2 separate regions of the Homo sapiens genome follow, and region 2 is linked to region 1. A link is an interaction called in ENCODE POLR2A ChIA-PET data of the cell type or tissue named here. Cell type or tissue: CD4-positive, alpha-beta T cell. All regions are shown on one strand. Links, peaks and the distances in the headings refer to the core of each region. The heading gives the core; the rest is flanking DNA. Region 1 has its middle 39 kb from the start of LINC03141. Region 2 overlaps CCND2-AS1 (CCND2 antisense RNA 1).

What was found. ChIA-PET counts read pairs that join two places held together with the same protein. Peaks named below come from ENCODE experiments on the same cell type or tissue, not always from the same donor. Only the 100,000 strongest peaks of a DNase experiment are listed, where the experiment ranks them.
Region 2: POLR2A ChIA-PET joins it to region 1 with 11 read pairs; 7 of 35 experiments call an interaction of 5 or more read pairs at or near these places.

What each region holds. Positions count from the first base shown.
Region 1 is chr12:3,971,659-3,974,562 of GRCh38, reverse strand. No RefSeq gene overlaps it. Among named protein-coding and RNA genes, the nearest start is that of LINC03141, 39 kb to the left of the region's middle. In CD4-positive, alpha-beta T cell, for the core only: no CTCF peak of the experiment used is centred there; DNase peaks (open chromatin) are centred at 342, 862, 1,112 and 1,772; H3K4me3 peaks cover 532 bases; H3K27ac peaks cover 1,599 bases.
Region 2 is chr12:4,268,217-4,271,120 of GRCh38, reverse strand. The region is part of intron 1 of CCND2-AS1 (CCND2 antisense RNA 1); the gene reads left to right. Among named protein-coding and RNA genes, the nearest start is that of CCND2, 4.1 kb to the left of the region's middle. RefSeq lists silencers at 1,453-1,522, 1,533-1,742. In CD4-positive, alpha-beta T cell, for the core only: no CTCF peak of the experiment used is centred there; DNase peaks (open chromatin) are centred at 210, 1,390, 1,690, 2,170 and 1 weaker place; H3K4me3 peaks cover 2,500 bases; H3K27ac peaks cover 2,109 bases.

The DNA.
Region 1 (2,904 bases), core at 278-2,777:
CAGCTTGGCACACTACAGACATTTAATAGAAGTTTGTTGAGTTGAAAGGAATTGAACTTAGAAAGGGGGAGGAGAAGGAAGGCACTTCAGAAACCCCATCCTGCTTCATGCTCAGACAGGAACTAAACTCAAACAAGCGTGGGACATTCCTTCTTCCCTGCATACCTCACTTGCTTTTTGTAATAGTTTTGTTCACTTTTGATTGCACTGGTACCTGGCTTATCCAGGTCTATAGCTCTCACTATCTCTGTATGGCAGGTTTCAGACTGCAATTTGTAGATAGAGATCTTGAACGAGAGAAGAAGAGGCTCCCAGCTTCCTCTGCTGGGCTCTGGGCCAAGCTGTCCCTGTGGCACTTCAAGAGAGACAGGGACCTTCCAGGGGATTTAGTGGTTCCTCATTTGGCTGAGTAGCAAATCAGAATGCTTCTTTCTGATTTCTGCTCCTGATAGCATGGCACACAGATCAAAGGAAGAAGTGCTCCCAATAATACTGAAACCTTCTGCCTCCAGCTGCACAAGAACTATTTGGAAAGTGTGTGACTCTAGAAGGTATGCAGCTTAGAGCAGAGTAGAGGGCACCTCACTGAGGTTTTCTAAAGATCTATGAATTTGAGACCCTTATGATTCTGGAGCAGGAGAAATTCCAGTTGTCCTATCATATAGGCAGGCTATGACCTCTGAAGCCTTTTCCTAGTTGGAGACTCAGTTACTAGAAACAAAACCCTCATCCTCATCTCCAGATGAATCTGAAGAGTTCTATAGCCAATAAGGGTTAGCCTGGCACAAAGGCAATTTCTGGCTGCTTTTAGAGTGCGGGCGCTTCCTCGTGGGTGCCTTTCTGTGTGCACCTGCAGTGCCGGCATTGGTCACCGCTGAGGAGCCACCAGCCTGGAGCTGGGTTTTGGCAGGACAGAGTAAAAAAAAAACCGGGTTTTTCAGTTTGGATGGGATATATTTCAACTGAGCACGAGAATCTTCCCCCCACCCACGTTCTCCAACATCATCTACTCTGAACAAAACCTCCGTAAGACTGCTTCGATAATATGATTTATCTCCTTTTTCTGTTCAGCTCTGCCTTTAAAAAGTGTTAAACTGGTTAAGAAGGGGATTTCCCCAGGAGCGTGGCATGAGTTCTTTCTCTCTTTGGGAGATGTGCTTCCAATTTTTTGCGTTCTTTGCTGAGATAATCAGCAGTTTTTGTGTTTTTTTTTTAAGATGGAGTCTTGCTGTGTCACCCAGGCCGGAGTGCAGTGGTACAATCTTGGCTCACTGCAACCTCCGCCTCCCAGGTGCAAGCGATTCTCCTGTCTCAACCTCCCATTCTTTCTACTCTTCCTTCCCATTTTTACTGTACTTGTCCCTGAGTCTAGAATTATGCACACACCAAGCAGGGTGTTGCCTAGTCTGGAGATCTGAAGGGATCCCTAAGGTTTTTCCTCAGAATTGCCTGATATTTTACTCTTAGTGACTCACTTCTTTGGGTTAAGCATGAATTCTTTATTATATTTTTAAAAAATCAAAACAAAACAAGAACAAACTTGGCAGGAGTGATGACTTGTCATGGGAACAGTAATTATCACAGGAAAAACCCAGGTTTCTTCCTGATATGTCACGAAGAGGTTCAAAGTAGATGGAATATAGTGTAGGGTCAAGAACACCAAAGTTCCAGGAGCTTCTAGTCAAGAAAGTGAACAATGGCTTCCCCTTCCACTTCAACCAAAACCCCTCACTCTTCACCACAGCCCACAAGGCCCCTCGTGATCTATTTCCTGCCAACCTCTCTCACTCCACCCTGGGTCATGCTCATTTCTTTCATGGTGCTTCAGCCAGAACATCTTTTATTTCTGCTTCTCAAACATATCAAGCTCCTTCCTGCCTCAGAACCTTTGCAGATGCTATTCCCTCTGTCCAGAATGCCCTTCTTCCAGATGCTTACATGGCGACTTCCTGTCATTCAGGCGTCCTTTGACATACCATTTCCTGACCACCCAATCTAAAATTGCCCACAGATATTCTCCATTACATTGCCTCAAATTGCCTCATTTTACTTTCATAGTGTTTACCACTCTCTGAAATCATCTTTTTTTTTTTTTAAAATGTGCTTCTTTCTTGTGATTGTCCTCTCATAAAATGGTAAACCCTATGAGAAAAGAATCTTCCCAATCTTAATTATTAAATAAATGAATCAAAGTAAGGGTCAGACCTTCCAGCAAGGATTAAAAGCAAAGAGATAGGAAGTTTAGGGGGAGGCGTAGCAGTGACCTGGAAGTCATAGACAGGTGTCCAGGTCATCTCTGGGAGCCTTAGAGGTTGGTGCTCCCTGGGAGGGGTGGTGGGTACATCTATGTAAGGTCTCTGAGAAGGCTTAGTCAATAGGACTCCTCTTTCCTACCCTGATTCAGATCCCTCAGATAAATAAGACAAAGGAGGCCGGGCGTGGTGGCTCACGCCTGTAGACCCAGCACTTTGGAAGGCCAAGGCGGGTGGATCACAAGGTCAGGAGATAGAGACCATGGTGAAACCCCATCTCTACTAAAAATACAAAAATTATCTGGGAGTGGTGGCTTGTGCCTGTAATCCCAGCTACTTGGGAGGCTGAGGCAGGAGAATCGCTTGAACCAGGGAGTCAGAGGTTGCAGTGAGCCAAGATCACACCACTGCACTCCAGCCTGGTGACAGAGCGAGACTCCATCTCAAAAAATAAAAAATAAAAATAAAAATCAGCTCATTCATTGCATCATCTGAGCACACCATCCCTTACAGTGATTCTCCCCATTATGTAACCTTACGGCACCATCGATCTCTTCCGCAGAATACGTGCCAAAGTTGTAATGGTGCATTTAGTTGTGTGATTCTTGTATTTACTTTAAAAAAAAAAAAAACCATTTATTATGGAAATTTT
Region 2 (2,904 bases), core at 139-2,638, 300 kb before region 1:
CCCCCCCTTCCCGGCGCCCTCTGCATTCATGGAGACCCGCAAGTTCGGGCGCTTCCCGCGTGGCAGGCTCGCCTCTTGAAGTTCCCCTGTCCACTTCCCCTTCCGATTACTGACTGTTCCCGAGCGTGAAGCTCGCCATCGAATCCAATCCCCGGTGGTTTTGCAGACTCTCACACGTGGGGTGGGGCGTGAGAGGGTGCGGAGGTTGGCAGGAATGTCTCTAGGAGGCTTGGACTGGAAACTGAGTTTTCCCTTTTGGTCGCCACTCCAGCCATGTGTTAAAACCCTAATGTCTTGTTAAAATGCACTCCACCTAGCACGCGGGAAAACGCATGTTGCCTTCTAGGCAAAAGTGCACACTTTCTTTCAGTGTAGACTTCGGTTTCAAGAAAAAGCGCAAGAGCCTGTGCTCTGGCTTTGAAGTCCAAACTGATCACCGTGGCGCGGGGGTGGGGGGCGGCGGGAGGGGGTAGATTGTTGGTTCTTCCTTATCTCCTTTTCACCCTTCACGGAAAAAAAAATACATATATATATATCCCATGTAGGACTGGTGATAAACTTTAGCGAACGCCAGTTTTATTGGACTTTTATTCTTTTTCCGGCCGGCTCCCCACCCTCTACGCTAGCGTTTTGGAGTTTCGGTTGGAAAGTGTACAAAGCCTGGAGGTGGAGGGTGCAGCAGGGTGTTGGGTGTTTATAGGCACTTTTCTGCAGGAGCCTGCAGCACTAAGCACACATACTCCCAAGCTTACCTGGAGGATGCCTCCCAGCCAGGTGATTCCGCGGTCGGCTCAAGGCCCGGGAGCAGCGCGAGTTCGAGTCCCGCCTTCTCCGCGCAGGGGCGCCTAGGCCAGGTGGGGAGCGGGTAGTGACTGAGTTCAGGCTCAGAAATGGGAGCCACTGCCTTCCCCTCGGCTCCCCCAAAGAGTGGAGCTGTGTTTGTGTTTCTCCGTGGAGGGATGGACGGTCAATCAAAACCGAAAACCCGACTGGCAAAATGCGAGGGGACACATAAATCCGAGGGGACACATAGGAGGCACATCAAGAGGAAGGAGGGAGTGCAGGCAAAGTAGAAAAATGCGGACAAGGAGAAGAGGAAAACGTCGGGAAGCGGAGAGCACGGGGGAGCAGGGTGGGTGGGGACGGGCAGTGCGATTGCAGGTGTTCACTCGCTTCCGGGACCCTCTGGTCGCAGCCGCGCCCGCCGGGGCGCTGGGCCGCTGCGTTCTGGAGGGGGGCAGAGTCCGCCAGGCCTGTGCATCCGCACTCCCTTCGGCGAATTTCGGCTTGGACGGGGCTGGATTACTGAGGCGGCAGATGCGACAGGCGTGAGTTAAGAAGGCGAGCGCCTGCCGTCTGTCACCCACCTAGCATCTCACTCCCCTCCCTTCGGAAAAAAAAAAAATTAAAAGACCCGAACTTCCCCCTCTTCCTGTCTGATTCAGCTTAGGACACGCCTCACGCGGCCGAAAATAGCTCTGGAAATACATTTGCTTTACAAAAGTGAATTTTCCAATAAGCTTTGGGGCGGGGGGCGTCCGGCGGTCGGCGTCGGGGGGTCCTGCCTCCCGGGAGGAGAAGGAACCGGCCGCCTCCGCCCTTCTCCCCCTCCAGGCGCCCCCGGGAGGGGGCCGCTGGGCGGCGGAATCGCGCCTCCGCTCGGGGAGCCACCACGCGGCTTTTTCGCGGAATTTTGACGTCATCCACACGTGGGGGAAGGGGCTGGGAGAGCAAGAGGAAGCGGCGGGGGAGGGGGCCGCGGCTGGGAGAGCGCGGCGGCGGCGCGGCGGGTCTGGCACCCTCGCGGTGGGCGCAGCGCCGGGCAGGGTCCGGGCCCTGGGCAGCGCGGCAGAGGAGGCCGTGCCGCGGACCCCGGAGCCAGCGCCGCGACCCGCCTCCCTCCCCGCCCCCCGCCCCTCGCCATCTTCCACCCCCAAGCAGTTTATTTTTTCTACTTTGAAATCGGGGCCGCTCTTTGCTCCGGAAAAAGCTCATTTCTTTAGGTTATGGTCCTGTTCCGCTGGGTACTGAGATCAGACTGAAATCCCGATCACTGGTCGCGACCCCCGCCACTTGACTTTCTATCCTCTCTCCACTTGAGAGTCGTGAATGTCTTTTTCGGTTCCTCGGGGAGTGAGTTCTGCATTGACTTTTACACCCGGAGTTTTTCATGCGCGACATATTCCTCCCTGCTCCCCCGCCCCATTCACCATCTCAGTATCAGCTGGGTTGGTTAATACGATGGCTATTACATGTAAGATAACCCGTGCATGCATTGTGAGCGATATCGGATGAATTTTGCTGCATTTGGAACAAATGGATCTAGAAATACCCTTTCAAAACAGTTTTACAAATCGATGTGAAAACATGTAGGGCGACTCCCTTCCCACTCGCTGGATACCCTCGTGGCATCCGTGCTCATGCAGAATCTTCTAAACTGCAAGGGCTGAAAACTGCAGCTGCAGAGTGAGCCCACGCACCTTCATTTCCCCTAAATTTGGGCAAAGTCCTTTTAATCTTTCAATCTGGGGGGTTATAGCTGAAATGTGTCATTATTTTCTAAACCCACGGTGACAGTTCTGAGTTTATGCTGAAATTTACAAGGAGCTTCAGTGGGGATGTTTGGGAGAGAAATACTGTGAACTGACTTTTACCTCTTTGAGGTAAAGGGGCTGTTGTAGGAATCAGATGCAGAAAGCTAGGGGTGTCTGAAAATGTGGATTTGAAGTGGAATTATTTGTTTCAAAAGTAGGAGAGAAGCTTTCTGTCTGAATCAGATATTAAGTGTGGAAATGTTTCTTTTTTAAGGTGACACAGTTTGGTTATGAACAGTACTTTTTCCTTCTTTTTAACACATTCCCTCTATTTTTAACTTATTATTTATTTCTTTTTCGTTTTATGATT